3 separate regions of the Homo sapiens genome follow, and regions 1 and 2 are each linked to region 3. A link is a contact called in ENCODE Hi-C or POLR2A ChIA-PET data. All regions are on one chromosome and are shown on one strand. Each heading gives the region's core, a stretch centred on a gene start or an enhancer-like site at or near the end of the contact. The rest is flanking DNA. Distances are from core to core; before and after follow the strand shown.

Region 1 (3,112 bases), core at 1-2,500, 470 kb before region 3:
GCTCAGGGCTCACAGTGGATCCGGAAGCACAGGAGACCAAGAGACCAGAGATACCAGGATGAGAGATAGGACCCCTGGTTGCCAGGTTCGAGAAGTCCTAGGCTGAGTCCCTGGAAAGTTAGTCTTGCTCCTTTCTGGCACACAGTGGGGCCTCAAGAAAGCTCAGTGGATGGATGGATTGAGGGAGGGAGGGAAGAGAAGGCCGAGGGAGGGATGGATGAAGGGATGAGTGGATGGATAGGTGGGGGGGTAGGTGATGCATGGGTGAGTGGATGGATGGGTAGATGGATGGCTGATTAGATGGATGGCTGATTAGACAGATACAAGGATGGGTGAGATCGGAGGATTATCTGGGTTTTGCTACAGGAAGGGACATGGGTGTGTCTGTTTTTGCAGGTGTGTCTGCATGTCTGTACCTGAGTCCATGCCTGCATGTGTGTCTACCTCTGAGTAGCCACATCTTTGTGTGTCTGTGGGTGCCCTCTCTGATTTTGCGTCCACATCTGACAGTGGCATTGGTGTCTAGGAGGTCTGTGTGTGTGCCAGGTGCCTCTGGACACCTGCTCATCTGTGTCCACAGCTGTGTGTGGCTCGCGGTCAAGGCTACCTGGCTGTGTCAGGCTGTATCTATGTCCTGGTGTGTGTCTGCCATTCGAATCTGAATTTGTATCCATGTCACTGTGTCTGCGTGGCCAGCCGTGTTTGGTGTATCTGTGGGAGTGTATCTGTGTTTGTGTGTGTATCTCCACAGCCCTGTCTTGGTGTGTCTGCGTCTGCTCTCTGTGTATGTATATCTGAGTATGTGTGTGAGTGTGTGCGTGTGTGTGTGTGTGTGTGTGTGTGTGTGTTGGGGGTGGGGAGGTGTTCTTGATCCCAGATCTGACCTAAGAGTCCACATCTGTGTGTCCAGGTGCACCCCGGTTCCGTTGTGTGTTTCTATGAGGGTGCTGCGTGTGTCTGTATCTGAGTGTGTGTGTCCAGGTGTCTGTTCTCCAAGGTCTGAGTCTGTGGGTCCAGGTGTGTCTGTATCCTGGGCTAGTTGTGTGTCCCTGTCCGCTCCCCCAGGGGGCGCCCTCGTCCGGCCGCCGTCCCTCCCTCGGGCTCCGGTCCCCTGGGTGAGCCCCAGCGCTGGCGGCGTGGGCCCGGGACTGGGCAATGGGTGGCCTCCCAGGTCGCCGCCTTCCCGCGGGGCCCCGCCCCCGGCCCGCCCCAAAGCGGGCTATAAGTTAGCGCCGCTCTCCGCCTCGGCAGTGCCAGCCGCCAGTGGTCGCACTTGGAGGGTCTCGCCGCCAGTGGAAGGAGCCACCGCCCCCGCCCGACCATGGCCGAGGGTGAGTATCAGAGTCACCGCAGCCGCCACTCAGGGGCCCCGGGGCATTGGGGGTCAGGACCCGGTGGGAGCTGAATCCCTAAGTCCTGATTTGGAGAGCAACAGGCAGACCGGGCTGGGTGAGGAGGCGTCTCAATGCTGCTTGGAGCCTCAGTTTCCCCATCCACACTGCATAACCATTAACCCTTGCCTCCCTGGATCAGGTGAGGCAATGGAACGCGACGGGGTGTTGTAAACTGTAAAGTACTGTCCTGGCGGACCACTGGCACGTGTCCTCAGTCAGTCAGTGGGGGCTGGCTCTCTGATGTGTGCCTGGAGCTGTGCAGGGGGTGCTGGCCTGGCCTCAGAACACTTAGGTTTGGGTGGTTCTTGCCAGCCAGGACCAGGTGGTGTGCATGCCACGCCGGTGGTGTGCAAGCCAAGCCTGGCTGAGTCCTTGGCTCCAGCGGCCAGAGAGGAGCTTTCGGCATCCTATCCAGGAGCCTTCGGAAATCAGGCTTGTTCTTCCCGCCCTCACGTTCTGCAACCCTAGACCTTGGCCAATTGTTGAGTCTCACCTATAAAATAAGGACAACAGTGTCCTTATTTTATAGGACAAGGTTTATGAGATTTGTTTTCCCCCAAGACCCCCACCCATCTGTCACCCTGACCGTGCCCTGGTCCTCTGCTCCAGCCTTTGGTGCATCTGTGAGGAACGAGAGGAGTGGAACAGAGGCTTAACTAATTTCATACTGGTGCCCCTGACTCCCTCCCCACACACAAGCAGCACTCTCGTAGGTCCCAGCTGGAGGGATTTCTACAATGGAGGATGTCACTGCTGGACCCAGAATCCCAGCTGGCTCTTGGGTCAAGTTCATCTGGGGATGGCTTCTGCACCCATTGCAACCCCCAGGAAGGGGTGTGGGACAGGGACATGGGGCAGGTGGAGCAGGAATGGGTGGCAGGAACTGTGGACCCACCTGACCCTGCTGTGTGATCTCAGCCACCTGCCTCCCTCGGGCCCAGCTCCCAACACACTGTGATGTGTCGCCTCGGTGGCCGCTTGTCCTCAATGCATCTTCTCACCCCCATGCTCAAAAGCAGGGCTCAGTGGGGCTGGGAGATCCTGGAGATGCCAGTTATGATGAGCCTCCAGCCCCATGTCACAGTGGCCACTTCTGACAGAGGTCTCACTGGCCTAGAAGGCCTAGGCCCTTTCTAAGTGCAGAAATCCTATAAATCCTACAATTCTAGACCTGCATCTTTGGAGCTGGGCGTGATTTCTGGAAACCCTTCTTCGGACAACAGATGGAGAAAATGCCCCAGCTCCCACAGCCCAGGGACTGGCCGTATCTCCAGGGTCTTCCATGGGAACAACAATGGCCTCTTTCCTGCTCAAGCTCCCTGGGTCTGAAGTTTCCAAAAACATTTCCTCGCCGCAATAGGCCAGCAGGAAGTTTTTCCTTCTGGCCACTGAGGTCTCTTCTGTTGTGATTACACGGGGACCGACATCCCTGATACTTCAGTGGCGCAGAACTATCTGCCCCCAGGTTTGAGAACAACACAGGACATGGTGGCGAAGGGGTGGTCATAAGAGGGGCTGGAGAAAAAACTGAGCTGTAGTGAGGTGGTTCCCAGGGCAGAATCCTACAGAATCCTACAGCTCTGGATTCCAATCCCAAAGCAGCCACTTGCTCTGGGACCTGGAGCCACCTGGTGTCTTTGTCTACAAAATGGGAATCATGATAGCATCTATGTAAGCGGAGTTGTTTTGGGATTTAAGTCGAGATAATTCACATACAA
Region 2 (2,820 bases), core at 310-2,809, 370 kb before region 3:
TTGGTGATGGGGGGAGTCGTGGGGGTGTTATGTGGAGCGGGAGACATGATCTGCCTTCTACTAAGAGGATCACTCTGGTTACTATGTTGAGACTAGAATGATGGCTGAGCAAGAGGAACAAACGAAGTAGCTAGACCAGCTGGGAGGCTACTGCAATAAATCAACTGAACATGGTAGAGACCTGTACCAGGTGGCAGTGGTAGAGGCGGTGACAGGATATCAGATGCTGGTTTTGGTCCCAATCAACAGGAATGATGAGGGCCATTTACTGAGATGGAGAAGACCATGAGTGAAACAAGTTTTAGAGGAAAGGTCAGAAGTTCAGTGTGGGGCAGAGTAAGCTTGAAATGCCTATCAAGATATCCAACTAATAAAACTGAGTAGGAGGTTGGATATATGGGTCTCAAGTTCAAGGTGGAAGGGTCAACACTAGAGATGTAAATTAGGAAATCATTCGCAGAAAAACTCTTATTTATAGTCATGAAATTGGGTGAGAATGGCTGCCAGTGAAACCAGCTAAAGAAGGGGGCTAATATGAAGAGGTCAAGGAGGAGTGAAGAAACCAGCAAGGAGGCTGAAAAGACACAGAAAGAGAGGAGGAAAGCTAGAATAATGCAGGGTCCTAGTTCCCACTGCTACTGTAGCAAATTACCACAAATTTAGTGGCTTGGAATATCACCAATTAATTATCTTATGCCTTATCACAGTTGCTTCCTCCATCTTCAAAGCACATCGCTCCAACCTCTGCTTCCACGGTAATACCTCCTTCTCATTCCCCCTCTCCCACCTTCCTCTTACAAGGACCCTGTGATTACACTGGGCCCTCTTAAATAATCCAGGGTAATCTCCTCATCTCAAGATATTTAATCACACCTGCCAAGTCCCTTGGCCATATAAGATTACATATACACAGGTTCTGTGGATTAAAACATGGGTGTTTGCGGGGTGGGGGGTCAGGAGGCATTATTCCAACTACTACACCAAGTGAAGAAAGTATTTTCAGGAAGAAGAAATAATCTACTGGGCCAAATACTACTGGGGTGAAGTTAAGATGGGGGCAGAGAATCCACCATTGAGTTCAGCAACAAGGAAGTCATCAGCAACTGGGAGGACGGGAAGTAGAGAGACAGCACAGGCAATCCATTCAGGTGGTTTGGCTAAAAAGAACAGAGAAATGAGGCAGTAGCTAGAGGAAGATATGAGGTCAAGAAAAAAATCTTCCCAAGTGGGGGAAAAATTCATGTTTTTATGCTATTGAGAATGATCCAGTAAAGAGTAAAAAATGGAGAATGCAGGAGAAAGAGGGAGCATTGTTGGAGCAATGGCCTTGGCTAGATGAGAAGGAGCAGATCTAATACACAGAGAGGCGGGTTTAGAAAATAGCATGTCCATGTAGAGAAATAGGAGGAAAAGTCAACTCAGACATGTTAGTTTTTCCCAGCCACATTCCACTACACAGGTTCGGGAAAGGAACAGACAAAAAGCTAAATTTAAGAATGGTGGTTGCCAGGTGATATGGGAAGTGAAAAATGATGAGTTATTGTTTAACGGGTATAGAGTTTCAGTTTGGCAAGACGAAAAGAACTCTGGAAACTGGTTGTATAACAACATGAGAATACTTAGCACAACTAAATTGTACACCTTTGTGTTTTATGTAGCTTACCATTTTATATGTATTTTACCACAATTAAAAATCAAAATTAAAAAAGTATTTTAAAAGGAAGCTACATGAGACCTTTAGGTCAGTGAAACAGAGAAACAAAATTACATACATGGCTAGCTTTACATTAACTTGCTTGCAATTTTTGCAGATTATGATTTTGACAGTAAGAATAAATGAAGTGGTCCTTTTAGTAGTAAGTATTTTTAAAATGTGATTTAACCTGTTTAGGGATTTTGCCAGGAGACTACACTGAAGGGAGAAAGAGAAGAAAATGGGTTGAAGGTGTGTGTGAGGAAGTGAAAAGAGAGACTCCAATCTGAATAAAGAAGAAAATGAGGACTCGAGGACTAGGAAGAGGTGGGGGAGGAATCAAGAGACTGCAGGTCCCAGTGGGGTGAATTCCTGGGGTGGGAAAGCAGAGTGAGGGGCTGAGATGCTTCTTGCGTGACTCACAAGGCCTCCGAGCTGTGTTCTCCAACCCAGTACGCCCACTGCCTGAGGTCTTTCCCTGTGCTGCTTCCACTGCCTGGTGGCCCTTCCTTCCCTTGGATATCCTCATGGCTTGCTTCCTAATTTTTCGGGTCTCTGCTCAAGGTCATCTCATCAGAAAGGCTTTCCCCAAACACCTTTAAAATACCATTAATACCGCCTGCAATCATTTTCCGCTCCCACTGCCCTGCTTTATTTTCCTTCTTGACACTTCACTTGAGGGGATATAGGTGGGCCTCAAATATTTGTTGAGGGAAATATTTCATCAGTGACCTTGATTTCCTTTAGATAGATATGGAAGAAGTTAGAGAAGCAGCCAAGTCAAGGGACTGGAGTGGGAAAATGGTGGCCTTTGGAAGACAATGGAATGAAAGGTCTGAGCTTTTGTAAGGGGAGGAACATAGGCTTTGCAGCCTAGATTAGAATCCCAAGATCCACTACTTGTGTGACCTTGGACAAGACACCTATCTTCTCAAAGCCTCAATGTCCTCCTATGCAATATGGAGACACACATTTAGTCACCTCCAAAGACTATCACAAAGAACAGAAGTACCGGTGCAAAGCCTACTGTCAATATTAGTTCATGCTTCATTCCTTCCTTTCAATTTCCCATAAGGAAAGCAGGAATCGTGTCAACTGCCCCTCCCTGTTTAACTAGGGAGGTCACG
Region 3 (2,779 bases), core at 95-2,594:
AAAATTTAAAAATCAGCCAAGCATAGTGATGCCTGCCTGCAGTCCTAGCTACTTGGGAGGATACCTTAGACCTAGGAGTTTAAGGCTACTGTGAGCAATGATTGTGCCACTGCACTCCAGCATGGGCGACAGAGCAAGATCCTGTCTCTAAATAACAATAAAATAAAATTTTAAAAATTAATTAAGTATATTTTATTTCACCCATTATCCAAAATATGATCATTTAATCAATATGACCAATAACCAATGTAATTGATATAATCAGTACGATCATGTAATCAATATAAAAATTTCACTTTTTCCATACTAGTCTCCAACCCAAATGTGTCTTTATACTTACAGTATTTCTCAATTCAGACTAGTCACATTTCAAGCAATCAACAGCCTATGTGGCTAGTGGCTACGACATTCGGCAGTGCAGCTCTACTGCTCCTCGCAATGACCCTCCTATGGAATCAAAGTGGGGGAAAAACTTTGGGGTGGAAGTCAGTACGCCTGAGCTCAAATTCCAGCTCCTTGTTTCTGAGTGACTTTGGACAAGCCCTTTCTGCTCTCTAGGTCCCATACAGTTTCCCCACAAGTTTCCTAGGCAAGGGGGACCCTGAGCAAGATTCCTAGAAACTCATTCCATGCTAGAATTCCCAACATCTCCTGCAAATCGCAGTAAACACAAGCACAGCTTTCCACACTTTAAAACCAGCTTTCATACATATCAGTTGGTACAGTCCTCAAACAACCCTACTAAGGCAGTTATTAGTGTCTCCACTATATAGATACAAAAACTTGGTTCAAAGAGGGGGGGAATGACTTGTCCAAAAGCCACATAGCCAGTCAGTGGAGAAGCTGGAGATCAAATCCAAGTGAGACCAGTGCACTCCCACCGCCGCCACCACCATCACCTCAATGACTGGGGGGACATGAGAGCTGAGAGGACATGGTTGTGAAAAAAAGGATAGTCTGGGGTTTCAGAGGAGTTTCAGGGAACCAGGCCCCAGGGTGAGGAAGAGGAGGTGAAGGGCTCAGGTCTTGAGAAGGGATGAATCGAAAGGGCCCAGGAGGGCTTCGGAGAGCAAAGTAAAACGAGGGGCTGAGACCCCGGGTGGCATGAGAAGTTAGAGGGCCCGGGAGTGAGGCGAGAGGAGGTGAGATGAAAGGGCTCTGGCTCCTGCGACCCCTGCCCAGGTGAGAACGCGGTCGCTCGGCCCTCCCTGCCCCTCATACCTGGTAGCTCAGAAGTTCGCCCACGTCCATGGTACCCGGCCCAGCAAATACTCCACTTCCCTGCACTCACGCCCAGACCGCGGGCCCGTCAGCCGCGGCTCCAGCCACACTGCCGTAAAGTGCGGCGAGCGGAGCCGCAGAGCCAATAGGGCAAAAGTGCGAGCGACAAGCGAGCCGGCCACACCGCGGTAAAAGGACGCGCCGCCGTAAAGCGCGCTGCATTTGGAACAGGGTTGCTTCCGCCTGGAGCCTGAGGGGGCGGGGAAAGGGGGCGGAGACTTAGAGGAGGGGCGGGAGGGGAGAGCAGGGACCAGAAGAAACCAAACTTGATTGCGCGTCCCTAGTGTCCAGGGCGGAGTGCCGGGTGTTTCGTGTGCGCTCTCACGAGCTTCCAGTGATTTATCCTCATTTCACAGAAAAGGAAACTGACGCTCCCAACTGCACCATCCAATACTTTACTCACTAGCCACATATGGCTACCGAGCGCTTGAGATATGGCTACTCCGAAGTGAGATGTGCCATAAGTGTAAATAAAATACACACCAGATTTCTAAGACTTACATTGATTACAGGTTGAAATGATATTTTGGATATACTGGGTCAAATTCATATATTATAAAATGAATTTTACCTGTTTCTCTTTACTTCTTAAATGTGGTTAGTAGAAAGTTTTAAATTACACATGTGGCTCTCATTTGTGGTTCCCATTAATTTCTATCAGATAGTGCTGGCTCAAAAAGTGACTTGTTCCAAGGCTGTACAACTATTACTGGCTGAGAAACTATTGGTGATCACATGTCCCTCTCTAGGCTTGTGTCTGCTCATCTATGCGAAGTCTAACGGTCACTAGATGATCCCCTTGCTACCCAGGTGATATAAAAAGGTTTCTGGAGGAGAAAGTTGCCCATAATTGGAAGAGAATCATTCAGAGTGCATCTGATCTTAAACAAGATCAGAATGCACCTGGGACTTAAGGCTCCATCTTCAAAGGAAATTAAACCTCCTTCCATAAGCCCCTGTCCTTTATATTTATAATTATATTTATGTATTATATTATATTTATATGCCCTTCATATTTATAATTTTGGTCCCCATCCCATCTGCACTGGCTCCAATTATACAGAAATTATTCTTATTCCTCAGAATGACAAATCCTCTCCCCTTCTGCCTGGCCATCAGCACCATACCTCATCCAATTCTCTCATCTTTCGGGTCTCAAATGTCACTTTCTTACAAGGGCTTCTTCAACTCACCCTGGTCCAGGTAATCAACCTCTCTCCTCATTATTCTTTTTCCAAGTACCTGCTCCACTACGTATATATCTCATTCTGTAATTTTGTGCTTAATGGTTGACTATTTGTTTCTTGACAGCCTCATTTACTGGATTGCAAGCTCTATGCAAGCAGGACATGTGTGTGTCATGTTCACCACTGTATCCCCCAAGCCTAGTACAGTGCCTGGTAGAGGGAGAGGTTTCATAATGGGCCTTGTGTGCCATGGTAAAGAGATTAGATTTTGGCTAGGCGTGGCCGGGCGTGGTGGCTCACGCCTGTAAGCT

Evidence for each region. Hi-C counts contacts between places; a loop is a spot of excess contacts on that map. ChIA-PET counts read pairs that join two places held with the same protein, here RNA polymerase II (POLR2A). Pooled maps may share reads with other maps.
Region 1: a pooled map shows a loop between it and region 3 (4-fold over the local background). The contact joins the promoter of TGM2 here to the promoter of CTNNBL1 in region 3. A Hi-C loop is called at or near these places in 6 of 50 pooled maps.
Region 2: a loop to region 3 is called in a pooled map, with 2.7 times the contacts of the local background. The contact joins the enhancer-like site here to the promoter of CTNNBL1 in region 3. A Hi-C loop is called at or near these places in 2 of 50 pooled maps. POLR2A ChIA-PET finds 5 or more read pairs at or near these places in 4 of 52 experiments (A673, HEK293T, activated CD4-positive, alpha-beta T cell and 1 more).

The regions. Positions count from the first base shown.
Region 1 is chr20:38,163,408-38,166,519 of GRCh38, reverse strand. It overlaps TGM2 (transglutaminase 2), which reads left to right and starts at 1,250. Exons shown (of 13, transcript NM_004613.4): 1 at 1,250-1,331. The coding sequence starts at 1,322. RefSeq lists a silencer at 958-1,397.
Region 2 is chr20:38,059,995-38,062,814 of GRCh38, reverse strand. The region is part of intron 5 of RPRD1B (regulation of nuclear pre-mRNA domain containing 1B); the gene reads right to left. Among named protein-coding and RNA genes, the nearest start is that of RPRD1B, 28 kb to the right of the region's middle. Within about 2 kb of position 1,559, at least 2 of the 41 ENCODE cell types and tissues checked have a DNase peak (open chromatin) inside an H3K27ac peak, as active enhancers do.
Region 3 is chr20:37,692,595-37,695,373 of GRCh38, reverse strand. It overlaps CTNNBL1 (catenin beta like 1), which reads right to left and starts at 1,344. Exons shown (of 16, transcript NM_030877.5): 1 at 1,222-1,344. The coding sequence starts at 1,251. RefSeq lists an enhancer at 1,007-1,066.